Regions from separate parts of the Homo sapiens genome. Here region 2 is linked to region 1. Evidence: read pairs that join two places in POLR2A ChIA-PET (ENCODE). Cell type or tissue: GM12878. All regions are shown on one strand. Links, peaks and the distances in the headings refer to the core of each region. The heading gives the core; the rest is flanking DNA. Region 1 overlaps ADGRA3 (adhesion G protein-coupled receptor A3). Region 2 overlaps ADGRA3 (adhesion G protein-coupled receptor A3).

Evidence for each region. ChIA-PET counts read pairs that join two places held together with the same protein. Peaks named below come from ENCODE experiments on the same cell type or tissue, not always from the same donor. Only the 100,000 strongest peaks of a DNase experiment are listed, where the experiment ranks them.
Region 2: POLR2A ChIA-PET joins it to region 1 with 5 read pairs; 2 of 35 experiments call an interaction of 5 or more read pairs at or near these places.

The regions. Positions count from the first base shown.
Region 1 is chr4:22,480,364-22,487,673 of GRCh38, reverse strand. The region is part of intron 1 of ADGRA3 (adhesion G protein-coupled receptor A3); the gene reads left to right. Among named protein-coding and RNA genes, the nearest start is that of MIR12115, 31 kb to the left of the region's middle. In GM12878, for the core only: no CTCF peak of the experiment used is centred there; a DNase peak (open chromatin) is centred at 3,943.
Region 2 is chr4:22,403,072-22,410,381 of GRCh38, reverse strand. The region is part of intron 14 of ADGRA3 (adhesion G protein-coupled receptor A3); the gene reads left to right. Among named protein-coding and RNA genes, the nearest start is that of MIR12115, 110 kb to the left of the region's middle. In GM12878, for the core only: no CTCF peak of the experiment used is centred there; no DNase peak of the experiment used is centred there.

The DNA.
Region 1 (7,310 bases), core at 2,472-4,971:
GCTCTCTTGTTGGTGACAATGGTGTAGTGTTTCCAACTTTAGATGAGTGCAGTGTGCCGTCATCCTGCTTTGTCATTAGATACCACTTATACTGTTATTTAGACCAAGGGTCACCAACCCCCAGACCTTGGACCGGTACTAGTCCATGGCCTGTTAGGAATGGGGGCTGTACAGCAGGAGTTGAGTGGCGGGTGAGCAAGCATTACTGCCTGAGCTCCACCACCTGTCAGATCAGCTGAGCGTTAAGAATTCTCACAGGAGTATGAACCCTATTGTGAATTGCACATGCGAAGGAGCTAGGTTGCATGCTCTTTATGAGAATCTAATGCCTTTGAAATCATCCCTGTTTCCCCCATCCATGGAAAAATTGTCTTCTGTGAAACCAATTCCTGGAGCTAAAAAGGTTGAGGACCTCTGATTTAGAATATATTGTCTCAATTTAAATTTTGCTCATTTAAAAATACTTATCTAAACAATATCTGTGAAGTTGTAGGTTTGAGTTATTTTACCATGTTAGTGAAAACATGTTAGAGGAATGTTTATGAACCCCAGAGGCGTTAACAGTTGGGGGAGACTGGTGTGGTGGAGCAGATGCTGTTGACCTTTTCAGGAGAGAGCACAATAGCCCAGCCTGGTTGGTATTCAACCAGAAGATGCTGATAATGAAAACGTCCACTATCAGCTTTATCATTCTCTAGCTGTGATGTCCAATTGCATGGATCTTAGAAAGCAGTCATAGGGCCTGCTTTAAGTGCTTCACCACACATTCTCATATATATTTACACAAGCCTTGTATTGTCTCTTAGAAAGGCCTGGGATGATATACAGATGAGGCATTAAGTAACTAAGAGGTTAAGAACTTGTCCAAAGTCATGAAGCCAAATCCTGGTGTTAAGATTCAAATTCTAGTATTTTGTATTCCGGAGTTTGCCTTCTGTGATTACTATTAAATGCTCGGTAATTATTGAGGGAGGGCAGAGACTGGAAAAATGACCCTAAATACAAAATAGGTTAGAGTTGCCAGCCAGGGCACTGAACCACATCCTCACCCCTTGGAGGTTCCCCTGCATCTGCCTCCCTTTCTTTGAGTTGTTGGAGCAGGATGAGTATGGCACTTTAAGAAGGGTTGTGGTCAGGGACATCTGACTGTTTTACAGAGGACCTGGGACTTTAGATTTTGGTTGATGTATGAGGTTTTCTTGTTTTACGCAGATACCCTTGTGATTAAAAGTAATAATGGTCAAGCTTTTTCTATGAGTTGTAGCTTTCCCTGGACGACGGGGAAAAGATGGGCTAGAAACCAAGCCGTCCATGAATCACTTAGCATCCAGAGAGGACATGTAAAAGAGGTTGGAGGCTCTACTTTTAGGAAATGACCCCTTTATGGCCCCTTAAGTAGATATACAGTGAGCTGCGTCTGTTTACTTTTTCTCCTTTCCTTTCAAAATTCTGTTGAAAATAATAGAAGAAGCATAAAAATATGGAAAGATCCATAACAGGGCTGCAAAATGAGAAAGTTGCTCCAGAGACCCCGGAAGCATTGAGGACGTTGTGGAATAAATAAAGCAGATGGGATCAGATTGATGGCGAAACTCCACAGCAAAGGAAGTAGGAACTTACAACCCAATAGAGACAGAAGTGGGAATAACTAGAAAAATGGATTTTCTTAACAGCATCCTGGATGATTCCCAAGAACTGAAACCATAGGGGGTGGCAACAAAAGTGACTAATGAGAGCGCCTGGCCAGGAATTAATAACCTGAAACAGCTGCTCCAGTTCTGCTCTCAGTCTGGCTCTGAGGGGATAGTGGTCCAGTTTGCTTCTGCAACAAGGCCATTTAGCTTAGTTTTAAATAATCTGGGAGATTTGCCAAGGCAGAATATAGTGGGCGACTGTATAGCAGGAGGGAGAAGTTGTAGCAGGTGCCAGGTATCTTTTGTGTCTCCATCTCCACGGATATGAGGTTTCTGAACCTAAAAGTAAAGGCAGTTCATTACCCATTATTTTCATGTGTGCTAAAGAAATCCTCTGCAGCAACTAATAGTGAGCGTTCTAGCCCCACATTTGTAAATATGAGCCAGCAACCAAGAAGGATCATCAGACATTTGAGAAGAAATCAACAGAATGAGAGGCCACCAAACCAGTCCCATGGAACCACTGGGGAAAAGTTAACACAGGAAAATTCTAATTCATAGTCTCAGATCCAAGAGCAGAGCAACTGATTAAAGAAAAAAAAAAGCATCTAATGGGAAAGGTTGAGCAAAGGAGGAGTTCTTACAAGTTAAGTGTGGGATTATAATGTTAAAAAGCTCTGGTGTGGGCCGGGTATGGTGGCTCACACCTGTAATCCTAGCACTTTGGGAGGCCAAGGCGGGTGGATCACTTGAGGCCAGGAGTTCGAGACCAGCCTGGCCAACATAACAAAACTGTCAAGTATGGTGGCCCATGTCTATGATCCTAGCTATTCAGGAGGCTGAAGCAGGAGAATTGCTTGAACCCAGGAGGTGGAGGTTTCAGTGAGCCGAGATGGCACCACTTCACGCCGGCGTGGGTGACAGAGCGAGACCCTGTCTCAAAAAAAAAAGTGCTGGTGTGGGGTCAGTAGGTGGGCTGAAGGGAGAAATGGAAACAACCAAGGACTTAAGAAAATTAGTCTTCTGGAAAATTAAGCAGAGGATTTATTCCACAATTCAAAGCAGAACGTTATTAAGATGAGAATTTTGAAGCAGAATTAAGAAATGTGAAGGTTGGAACTAAGAGATGGAATATCTGGCTAAGGAGCAGATGGAGAAAAAAAAAAGGCAGCCTAAACAATTCTTTGATTCAAGGATGCCATCAACAGTCAGATGCTTATTTCCAAACAACTTTTCAGCGAGGGAGCCAGAGATCTAATTATTCTTAAGAGCTGGTTTCTCTAAACGTGTACATATTTTTTTCCCACCCAGTGAAATGCCACTTCCTTAGCACCTCTGTCACCCCCAGCCTTCTCATGCTGAATCACTTAACCATTTGTATTCTGCATGGTATCATTTTAGTACAAAGCTGCTTACGCTTTTTTTTTTTTTTTTGGAAACAGGGTCTCACTCTATCGCCTAGGCTAGAGTGCAGTGGCGTGATCTCAGCTCACGGCAACCTCCACCCTCAGGGCTCAAGCGATTCTCTTGCTTCAGCCTTCCTAGTAGCTGGGATTACAGGCATGCACCAACACGCCCGGATAATTTTTGTATTCTTAGTAGAGACGGGGTTTCACCATGTTGGTCAGGCTGGTCTCAAACTCCTGACCTCAAGTGATCCACCCGCCTTGGCCTCCCAAACTGCTGGGATTATAGGCATGAGCCACTGCACCTGGCCTGCTTACACTTTTTATTTGAAAATAATTTCAAACTTACATGACTATTAAAAGAATAAGAATAATGGGTAGAACCTCTGTATATTTTTTACCCAGATTTACCTGATTTTCCCATATTACTAGCATTTTACCCCTTTATTTTTTCTTTTTATATATGCATGGAAAATATATTTAAAATCATTTTAGGGTATATTGCGTGCATTGTAATTGCACAGTTTTTCATAAAAGTAATCTTGACTTTTTCTTTAGCATCTTTAGGTTGTGATAATATAATTTGGATGCCTGTGTTAGGTTTTGCATTTTTTTACTTGGGGTTCATTTAACAGCTTTAAAAAAAATGTAATCATGCATCATTGGAAGTTTAACTGTTTTTCTTATAAGTTAGCTGGCAGCTTACCAGTTGTGACCTGCTTGAATGATAGTTCTCTATGACACATGAATGAATCCCTCCAGCCTCTCCTCAACTTCAAATTCTGAGAGATTTGATATTTCTCTGCCTTTAATTATGCTGACTGTCGTAGCATATGCAATCTTCTATTACACAACTGTTTATTTCAGTGCTGCATCATAGTGAAACCTTAATGTATAAACATTAAGCCATAATTAAGGATCCAGACTTAAAATTCAACCACAGTTTGTGTGTGTGCCAACAATGACAACCACTGATAAATGCTTAACTTCCTCCTTTTTCTAACAGCTGGAAGATTCTTTTGCTATCAGTTTTAAGATGGTTTTAAGTTTAGAAGGTCTAACATGTAGAAAAAGTATCTTAGGACACTTTTATTGCAGTATGAAGAGAAGGAAGAGTACTAGACATACTCTGGTAGAATTTTTGATTTCCAGAAAGAATCCCATAAGACTTAAGCAGGAATAAGGCTGGGACTGAGATTTATATTTCTGATCTGTACCACTGCATGCCATTAATTATAGGTGCTATGTCATTATGTCCTCAGGGAAGATCTTTGAACATAGAAACTTAAACCCAGTTTTATTTTTTACTTCATTAATTCATTGCACAGATGTTGTGGGACCTTTTCTGTTGGGTCTCCTGGGAAGCACATGCCAGAGGGAAGCACATGCCAGAGTGGAGCTAGGAGTTAAAGATGTTTACTAGGGGGAATTACTATGAAAAATAAAGAGAGAAAACAGAAGCAGGCATAAGAAGTCTTCAGATGGGAATTGCAGGTCTAGCACCTGTGAAAGGAGAGGGGAAGGAAAGGTCTGAGACTGTGTCACAGCTATGAGGAAGGCTTGGCCAGCCCTTTGCAAAGCTCTGGTAGAGATTGCCCACCAGAAGTCTGCTGGGTAGAAATGCAGAGCCCCGCTACCACTGCTGTGCTCAGTCATTGGCTGGGGACTGCCTGCAAAGTGCATGACTCTGCTTGAAAATTGACGGAGGCAGATCCTCTAGACGTCTGTGGCTGGGGGCCCTCAGCTAACTGCTCTCCTGCCCCAAGGCCCTCTTTTAGAAAGACAGCTGAGTAGGAGCATGTGGCTGCAACAGTCACTCATACTTGACACTGCTGGAATGTTAACTCTGCCATTTAGTCTGTGTGTGAACCTCAGCAAGTTAGCTAATTTCTTTTGCCTTGCAAATTTTTGGTAATTGTTTTGAAGAAAATAATAATATCTACATCATGGGTTTTGTTTTGTTTTGTTTGAGACAGGGTCTTCCTCTGTGGCCCAGGCTGGAGTGCAGTGGAACTATCATAGCTCACTGCAGCCTCAACCCCCTGGGCTTGAGCAATCCTCTCCACTCAGTCCTCCAAGGAGCCAGGACTACATGCTCACACTACCATGCCTGGCTGTTGTCTTTACTTTTTTTTTTTTTTTAAGAGTTGGGGTCTCACTGTGTTGCCCAGGCTGGTCTCTAACTCCTGGGCTCAAGCAGTCCTCCTGCCTCAGCCTCCCAAATTGCTGGGATTATAGGTATAAGCCACTGAACCCAGCTGTATCACAGGGTGCTGGTGAAGAATGATTGAGTATATTCACTGCACAATATGATCACTCAGATATTCACCATTATGTTCTTTTTTTGTGAGGATGCAATTATGGTCAAATTGGAAAAGATTTTTATACTTTATGTATTTTACTTTGTTGTGAGAGAAATGGTAGATACACAAATGCCTGAACAGAGTGATTTCAAATAATGAGAAGTGTTACAACAAGGTGAATAGAGTGAAGGCAAAACATTTCTTGACACACAAGAGCTAAAGCATACCACCCAGAATTATTTTCTGCAAAAATGAATGAATGAGTCAATGCATCCAATCAAAGGAAGAGACATTGATGAACCAAGTAACTAACCATGCTTATGACAAAATTGATTTAATTGCTGATGCCATGTGGGATTAAATGTAATTTTAATATGAAGAATTATCAAATGGATGGAGAATTTTGAGATTCAGTAGATACTCTCATTTTTGCTAGGAAGAATTATTTTAGAAAATGGCGTTTGATTTGCATTTATCTGAAAACAGAATAAGCTGAGACAGAGTAAAACAGAAGTTGGCAAACTTTTTCTGTAAAAGATCAATTAGTAAATATTTTAGGTTTTACAGACCAGAATGTCTGTTGCCACTACTCAACTCTGCTGTCCTAGCACATCCTCAATATTTGGTAACTCTTGGTCCTATTAAAATTATTGTAGGAGGTATCTTCTGAAAGAGGAAATCCTTTGTACACGTCTGTTTTACTCTGTAAAACTTTCACAAAAACATACAAATAAAAATAAAAAGCAGCCATCAACAATATGTAAACAAATGGGCATGGTTGTTTTCAACAAACCTTTAAGGGCATTGAAATTTGAATTTCATACAAGTTTCATGTGTCATGAGGTATTGTTCTGATTGTTTTTCATGCATTTAAAAATTTAAACACTGTTCTTAGAGGTCGTAGGCTTTAAAGAAAACCAGTGGCTGGCTGGGTTTTTTTGCTTTTGAACTAGAACTTTGAAGAATGTTGGGAGTCACCAGTTTTCATGACTGGGGTAAATGAAGGAAAGCACTGAAAATTTATTTTTGAGGAGTTAACATTCCTGATTTTTGCTTATCACAGGTGGCTCTAAAACTTTAGGATGTGTACCAATTGAAGTTAGTGACTCACCTGGCCCAAAATCTAGCCAACCTTCCTTTCTTATCTCTTTTTCTTGTACTTGATAAACAATGTTGTAGCAATAACACATATTATTATACAGGCCAAATCTAACACAGTGTCAATTTACATTAGTACAATTTGTAAAATGGCAAATCAGAAATGTCAAGGTGTGGAAATTTTTATTGTTTTGAGACTGGGTCTTGCTCTGTCACCCAGGCTGGAGTGCAGTAGCCAGATCATAGCTCACTATAAACTCAAACTCCTGGGCTCAAGCGATCCTCCTCCTTGGCCTTCCAAAGCACTGGGATTACAGGCATACTAGGGCCTCAAAGAGTGGAAATTTTAAATATGTAAATATATGCCTTGATCTTTCTGTGTGAATACCTAAAGTGCTTCCTCTCCCTGAGTCCTACAACACTGCATCTTTCTGGTATTTCATTTTGTAGATAGACAAAAGAATTCCATAAAGTCCCCTATTATTGGAACCAACGTAAGTATACAGCAATTAGCTTTTACAGACAGTAGTGCAATGAATAATTTTGCTGTATAAGTATATAATTATATAAGATGTAATATGTAATATATTTTGTACAAGTGCAAGTATGTCTTTAGGGTAAATTTTTAGAAGAGGAATAAATGGATGAAATAGTGTATATATGTTTATACTTTTACCCTCCATAGTTTTGTTTTGATTTTTTTTGTTTTGTTTGTTTTTAAGTGACCGGGTCTTGCTATGTATATCACCCACGCTGATATTGAACTTCTGGGCTCAAGCAATCCTCCCACCTTCACCTCCTGAGTAGCTGGGACTACGGGAGTTAAGCTACCATGCCCAGCTGATTGTACTGATTTATAGCAAAATATT
Region 2 (7,310 bases), core at 67-2,566, 75 kb after region 1:
GGTTTGCTTGAATGATATGATCTGGAATAGCCAGGTGGGGCAGGAAGATTCACAGGAGCTGGTGTCTGTAGGAAAAAACAAAGAAAGAAAACTGAATAGAAAGTAGGGTTATGATTAGGTTCAAACTATGTAGTGCTTAATACTTTAATCACTAGTGGTGAAGATAAGCTAATTTATATACATTGATTCCTCTTTTGTTGTGTTCACCTAAAAATATGAAACTAGAGAGCATTCATTAATTTTCTTTTTCTAGTGATTCTTTTACATTTGTTTATATAAAACATGCTGAATACCATCTTAATATGTCATTTTATAGATTAAAATGGTATTCAAAGCAACTTTGATATCATTTACTCTATAATTGAACATAAATGCTAGTGATGTTTTTGTTTAAATAATTTTAAAATAAGTACTATACTCACATGGATGTAATGTTTTATTTATTTCTACACATTAACATACAGTGAAAGCTGGAAGTCCTACCTATCTCTCGTATCACACTGATAAGTAACTACTGTTTGTTTCTCGCGTATTGTTGAGGAGACCCTCGTGTTTATGGAAACAAAAATGAGTATATGTTCCTATTTTTTTGCATTTTTGCACAAAGGTTGCATACTACACACACTGTTCTAAACCGTGCTTTTTTCTGTAGAGCAACATTTCTTAACTATGATGGTGATAATGTATCTTAAAGAAGAGGATGGTGATGGTGGTAGTGGTGGCCAATCTTTATTAAGCACTTATGTGTCAGCCACTCCTCTGATGTCTTTATATACATTCAGTTACTCAGCTCTTATAACAGCCTCATGAGAAATAGTACTGTCATCACCCCCACTGTACAGATGTGGAAACTGAGGCAGAGAGAGGTTAAATGCCATGCTCACAAAGCTAGTGCTGGTATTGGGATTTGAATTCACAGTCTCATTTTGGGATCTGTGTTAATAATCCCTCTGCTAAGTCTCCTTTCTGAAATCCTCTCAATATACGAGTTTCCTCATTCTTTCTTATCTCTGAATATTATGTTTCTACCATAATTTATTTAGATATTTCTCTATTGTGTTTGTTTCTAGTGGTTTGTACAGTGTCATTTTGCACATTTAATTGAGCATCTGTGAGACAAATTCTCCAAAGTGGAATTGATAATCAAAGGGACCAACTGGTTTAAATTGAGGTATTGAGCAAAGTGCACAAATATTGGTTATATTTTTACAAAAGAATGTATAAGAACAAGATTTGTAGTAGAGTGCTGGACAGTGCTCCTGTGTTTCTCTCTAGTCAGTTCCTGCCACCATCTCCAGGAACCACCCTTTTGATGTCTCTCACTATAGATAGGTTTGGCCTGTTTTTAGACTTTAGTTGTGTAGTATGTACACTTGTGTCAGGTTCTTTCCTGTCATTACATGGTTGGAATTTATCTTCATTTTTGCATTTAGCAGCAGTTTATTCTTTTCCATTGCAGTGTAGCAGTCCATTGTATCAATATGCCAAAGTTTGTTCATTTTATCATTGATAGCCATTTCTGTTTCTAGGTTTTGGGTGTCAAGAAAAAGCTGCTGTGAGTACTCATGTATATGTTTTATGATGGACATGTACACTCAGGAGTGAAATTGCTAGATTGTAGGCTTTCCATGTGTTTAGCTTTAAGTAGCTAAAGCCATGCAGTTGACCAAAGTGGTTATGTTGGTTTACAGTCTCAACAGTAATGAGAGTTCCAGGTGCTCTACATTTTGACCATGCTTGGAATTGTCAATCTTCAGTTTTAGTCTTCTGGTGGTAGTGTTGTGATGTATCATTCTAGTTTTAATTTGCATTTCTCTGGTGACTATTGATGTTGAGCACTTCTTTAGCTTTTTATTGGCAGTTTGGATATCCCCTTTTCCTGACGTTCCTGCTCAAGTCTTGCCTATTTTTAATTTTGTTGTCTTTCATTTTCTTAATTATTTATAGGACTTCTTAATATGGGTACTGAATATGAGCTCCCTGTTGGATTTATGTGTTGCATACATCTTCTCCCAGTTCATGCCTTTTTTTTTCCTCAATATTGTCTTTTTATGAACAGAGTTTCTTAAATTTTCTGAAGTACAATTTCTTGGTTGTTGTTGTTGTTTTAGTTAATGCTGTTTAAGAAATTTTTCTACCCCAAGATTATGAAGATCTTCTTTTTTGTTCTCTTCAGAAGCTTTAATATGTTTTACCTTTTATATTTAGTTCTGTAATTTGACTGGAATTGATTTTTTGTTGATGATGTGAGGTAGGGAGAATAAAATCTTTAAATTTGTATTCTTTGTTCCTTAGTGGGGAAAAAGCAACATAGAAGTAAGTCATAGTCGTCTTTTAACATTTTTGTTTTTTTACATTTCTGATTTCAATCTATTTTAAAATTTTAATGGTAAACTCTTATTATAATTCTTTATTCCCTTACACACAGGATGCCCTGATATATTTTCTTTGGATTCCTTTCCATTGTTCAGATCCTGGTACTTAGACAATTGCTTATTTTAATTATTCTTATTGATACAGTGATAATTATGGAAAATGTCCACTGATTTTATATTCAGTAATTCTGAGGCCTGAAGTAACACTTGTAAATATATGAATCTCTGACAAGTAAACAGTTCTAAAAACTTTTTCCATTGATTTGAATCCTTAGTAATGATCATCTTTGTGATTTTTTAACACACATTTGATGTTTAATTTCTCTGTATTAGTTCAGCTAACTTCTGTGGAGAACTTTATTTTTCATTTCTTGGCTTAGTTATTAAAGTTTGTACTGAGTAGAAGAGGAACTAAGATTACTATTTAGTGATGGACTGTGGTCATGTGGTTGCTGGAGGGCAGAGTCATTTTCTATTTTATTTATTACTGTGTTGCAAATGTGAGCAACAGTTTTACTTTTTCTACTCAAAGGTGTCTCATACCACCATTTTTATATAGTGTGTTTAGTAATGTTTTTGTTATCATAAAGCCTATATTTATTTACTACCATAATTGAAAATAATTTGATTCAGGTTTCTGCTTTCTCTCTCTCATTGTAGAGCTTTAACTTGTTTACTATCCTGGTATTCTAAAATTCTCAATTGCCGTAAATATTTTTATATTCTTTTTCTTTTTGAGGCGGAGTCTTGCTCTGTCGCCCAGGCTGGAGGGCAGTGGCTTGATCTCGGCTCACTGCAAGCTCCGCCTTCCAGGTTCACGCCATTCTTCTGCCTCAGCCTCCTGCGTAGCTGGGACTACAGGCACCCACCACCACGCCTGGCTAATTTTTTGTATTTTTAGTAGAGACGGGGTTTCACTGTGTTAGCTAGGATGGTCTCGATCTCCTGACCTTGTGATCCACCCGCCTCGGCCTCCCAAAGTGCTGGGATTACAGGCGTTAGCCACTGCGCCCGGCCTTATATTCTTTTGTATTGCCCAATCTAGCCAGATTTTTTTAAAGGTGGGAAAGCTAATAATGGCTTTTAATATTTTTTTTTTAAGGTGGGAAAGCTAATAATGGCTTTTAATTTTTTTAGTGGTTCTGTTTTACATGGTTAATACTACCTGCATAACAGCTTTAATTTGCCTCTTGGCCCCCAAAGTCTACAATGTTTACTATCTGGCCCTTTATACTATGCTTTTCCCTAGGTTCATTTTTCGGCAGGAGACCTCTTTGCGTGTGGGCAGGTCAAAAATGCTCTTGTGGGATTAATAACAGAATAATAAGGAACTGAAACAACTCAACATAAAAAATTTTTGATTTAAGAAATGGGCAAACGATCGGACTAGATACTCTGAAAAGAAGACATACAAATGACCAACAGGTGTATGAAAAAATCTCACAATCACTAGTCATCAGGAAAATACAAATCAAAACCACAATAAGATACCTTACCCCAGTTAAGTGGTTTGTATCAAAAAGACAAAAAATAACAGAATGTGGAGAAGAGAACTCTTATACATTGTTGGTGGGAATGTAAATTAGTACAATAATTATAGAAAGTAGTTTGTAAGTTTCTTGAAAAACTAAAAATAGAGCTACCGTATGATCCAGCAATTTCACTGCTGAGTATATATTCAGAAGAAAGGAAATCAGTATATTGAAGAGATACCTGCGCTCACATTTACTGCAGCACTATTCACGATAGCCAAGATAAACAATCAACGTTAAGTGTCCATCAGTCCATCAACAGACAAATGGGTAAAGAAAATATGGTATATATACACCAAGGAGTACTATTCAGTCATAAAAAAAGAATGAAATCTTGTCATTTGCAGCAACATGGATGAGCCTGGAAGTTATTTTGTTAAGTGGAATAAGCCAGGTACAGAATGACAAATAGTGCATGTTTTCACTCATATGTGGGAGCTGAAAAAGTTGATCTCATGGAGGTAGAAAGGAGAATGGAAAATACCAGAGGCTGGGAAGGGAAGGGTCTAGGAAGAGGGGGTGAAGTAAGGTTGGTTAATGAGTACAACCAAGTACAGATGGAATAAATTCTGGTGTTTGATAGCATGGCAGAGTGACTATAGTTATCAAAAATCTATTGCATATTTATTGCATATTTCATATTTCCCAATTTGATTTGGTCATTACACGTTATATGTACGGATCAAAATACTACATGTATGCCATAAATATATACAATTATGTGTCAATAAAAACATGTTGAGAACAAAATGCCCCTGTGGAAGCAGTGCCCTGTGCGACCAGTGACAGAGGTACTCATGCCTTTGTTCAGTCATTGTTGCCCTCTGTTTCAACATCTAGTTTCTTTTTCATTCTGTGTCACATTTGTTTGACTTTTGAAAAATAGCAGTTTCCTTTTAATTTTAATTTAATTTTTTTTTTTTTTTTTAGAAATAGGGGTTTGCTCTGTTGCCCAGGCTGGAGTGCAGTGGCGCAATCTCAGCTCACTGCAGCCTCAAACTCCCTGGCTCAAGTGATCCTCCCACTTCAGCCTCCCAAGTAGCTGGGGTTACAGGCACGCGCCATCATGCCCCATTAATGTTTTTATTTTTATTTTTTGCAGAAATGGGATCTCACTGTGTTGCTCAGGCTGGTTTCAAGCTCCTGGCCTCAAGCAATCCTCCTGCCTTGGGCCTCCCAAAACTCTGAAATTCTAGGCATGAGTCACTGTGCCTGGCCAAAAATAACTGATTTCTTCTAAACTTGAATGCCATATAGAGTATATTTTGAGAACTAAATCGGCTTTTAGTCGAATGTTTTATTCGATGGTATCCAGCTCCCCATATTGTTACTTTCTGCCAAGGGCTATGGGATGCACTTTTACCACCTTTCTTCTACCCCTTCTCCAACCCCCCTAAGATGATTAGAGGAGCCTCCATTTTACAGTGAGGTAACTGCCTCAAGTCTTATAGCTGGTAAGTGGCAACATGTTATTGAACATTTCCTGCAGTAATCTAAAGCAGGCACTGCTACAAAAGGACTTGAGAAGCTAAACTAGATATTGAAAGTTTATCCTCAGTTATTAGTTCTGTACTGGAATAGAAGCTTTTCATTGAATTTGGAGGAAAATATGTCTCTTCTCACTAGCATCTAACTGGTTTTCATTATCCCAACATTTCTTTGAATTTCCCTACTAATATTCTGGACTTTTAACAGAGTGCAACTATTTTGAGGCCATGTATTACAGGCTAGTGTTACGGGCATCTCACAAAGGCAAATTGCTCAGAATTGGTCCTGACACGCTTTTCTCTGGTCTTTTCCCTTTTGTGTACTTAATTTACAGACTGCAGGGCCTCCAAGGGTTGGAACTGTGTTCTGTCTATCCCTGTATATCCATTACTTGGTACTGTGCCTGACCATGGCCGGCACTCAATATTTGTCAAGTAAATGGGTGAATTGTAAGTTAGAGGCTCATCATAGTATAGTTGAGTAGTCTAGCTGGAATTCAGTTTCCTCTGTTCTCATCTCTGCTTCCCACTTACTGTGGTTTTTGTCATTAACTGTTCATCATTTGACAAGGTGAGGAGTTTGTTAGGCATCCTGATACCATCTTTTTAGATCTGTAATTGTAGATTGTGAACTTATGATTCTACCTTGGGAAAATTTGCCCCTTCCCTTCCTACTCTATTGAGGTCATCTTCCATTTCCTTGTCTGGTTGTCACTTATTCTCTTCCTTTCTTTTTTTTAATCTAGCTTTTCTTGTTTCAGATATTTTATTAATAACAGCTTCCTAATTGGAGGTATATCCACTGTGGGCTCCTTCGCTTATTCAGTAGTCACTTTTTAGCTATAAGAGTCAGTGCAGAAAGAGAATTTAGTGAAGGGATGTGGTTCTTACAACCCAGGTTATCTGGCATGGTGGCCAGGGTAGAGGTGTCTTTCCAACTTGCTTTGGTCTTTTATAAAGAGAGTAGCATTAAGATGCCCATTGTTTTCATTTCGGAGAGGCAGTGTCTGCATTGTTTTTGGGAGCAAGGACTTGGCAGCCAAGCTCCTTTGAATCTAATCCTTAAGGCACATAATTTTCTGTGCCTCAGTTTTTTAACATATAAAATGGGGCTAATAACATACTTACCTCATACAGTTATGGTGCTGGACACAGTCAGTGCCTAGATTGTTCACAGTCAATGTCTAATGTTCTATAAGTGACGTGCTGTTATTGCTTATTTATTTTTTTAAATTATTTTTCTTTTGAGAAAGGTTCTCACTATGTGGCCCAGGCTGGAGTGCAGTGGTGCTATCTTAGCTAACTGCAGCCTTGACCTCCTGGACTCAAGTGATCCTCCCAACCTCAGCCTACCGAGTAGCTGGAACTACAGGCGCACACCACCAGGCCTGGCTAAGTTTTTAAAATATATCTTTTGTGGAGATGCAAACTCCCTGTGTTGCCCAGGGTGGTCTCGAACTCCTGAGCTCAAGCCTGCCCACCTCAGCCTCCTAAAGTGCTGGGATTACAGGTGCGAGCCACTGTGCTCAGCCATTTACTGATTTTTGAGCTCTTACAGGGCTCTTCCTCTCTGCTGCCGTAATTGTGCTTGACTTATCTTCATCAAACATTGTTATGATCTGATTGTACATGTGTCTCCCCTGTGATTTTCACCTCTTCAGGGACAGGAACCATGTCTTACCGTTATGTCTCCAATGCCCTATGCAGTGTTTGGTCCGTTTGTATTTGAGGAACTTGAAGTTGAACTTGGCTACGGATAGTTAGGTGTCTTTGGGCTTTGTAGCCTCAGAGATACTGCTCTCATTGTGTCTGATCAGCTAGTGATTATGCAGAGTGATAACTGGGCTTAAAGGGCATTGAAAAGGATGAATTCTGGTTATGCTTTCTGAATTGCCTAAATGTAGGGGGCTGATTTC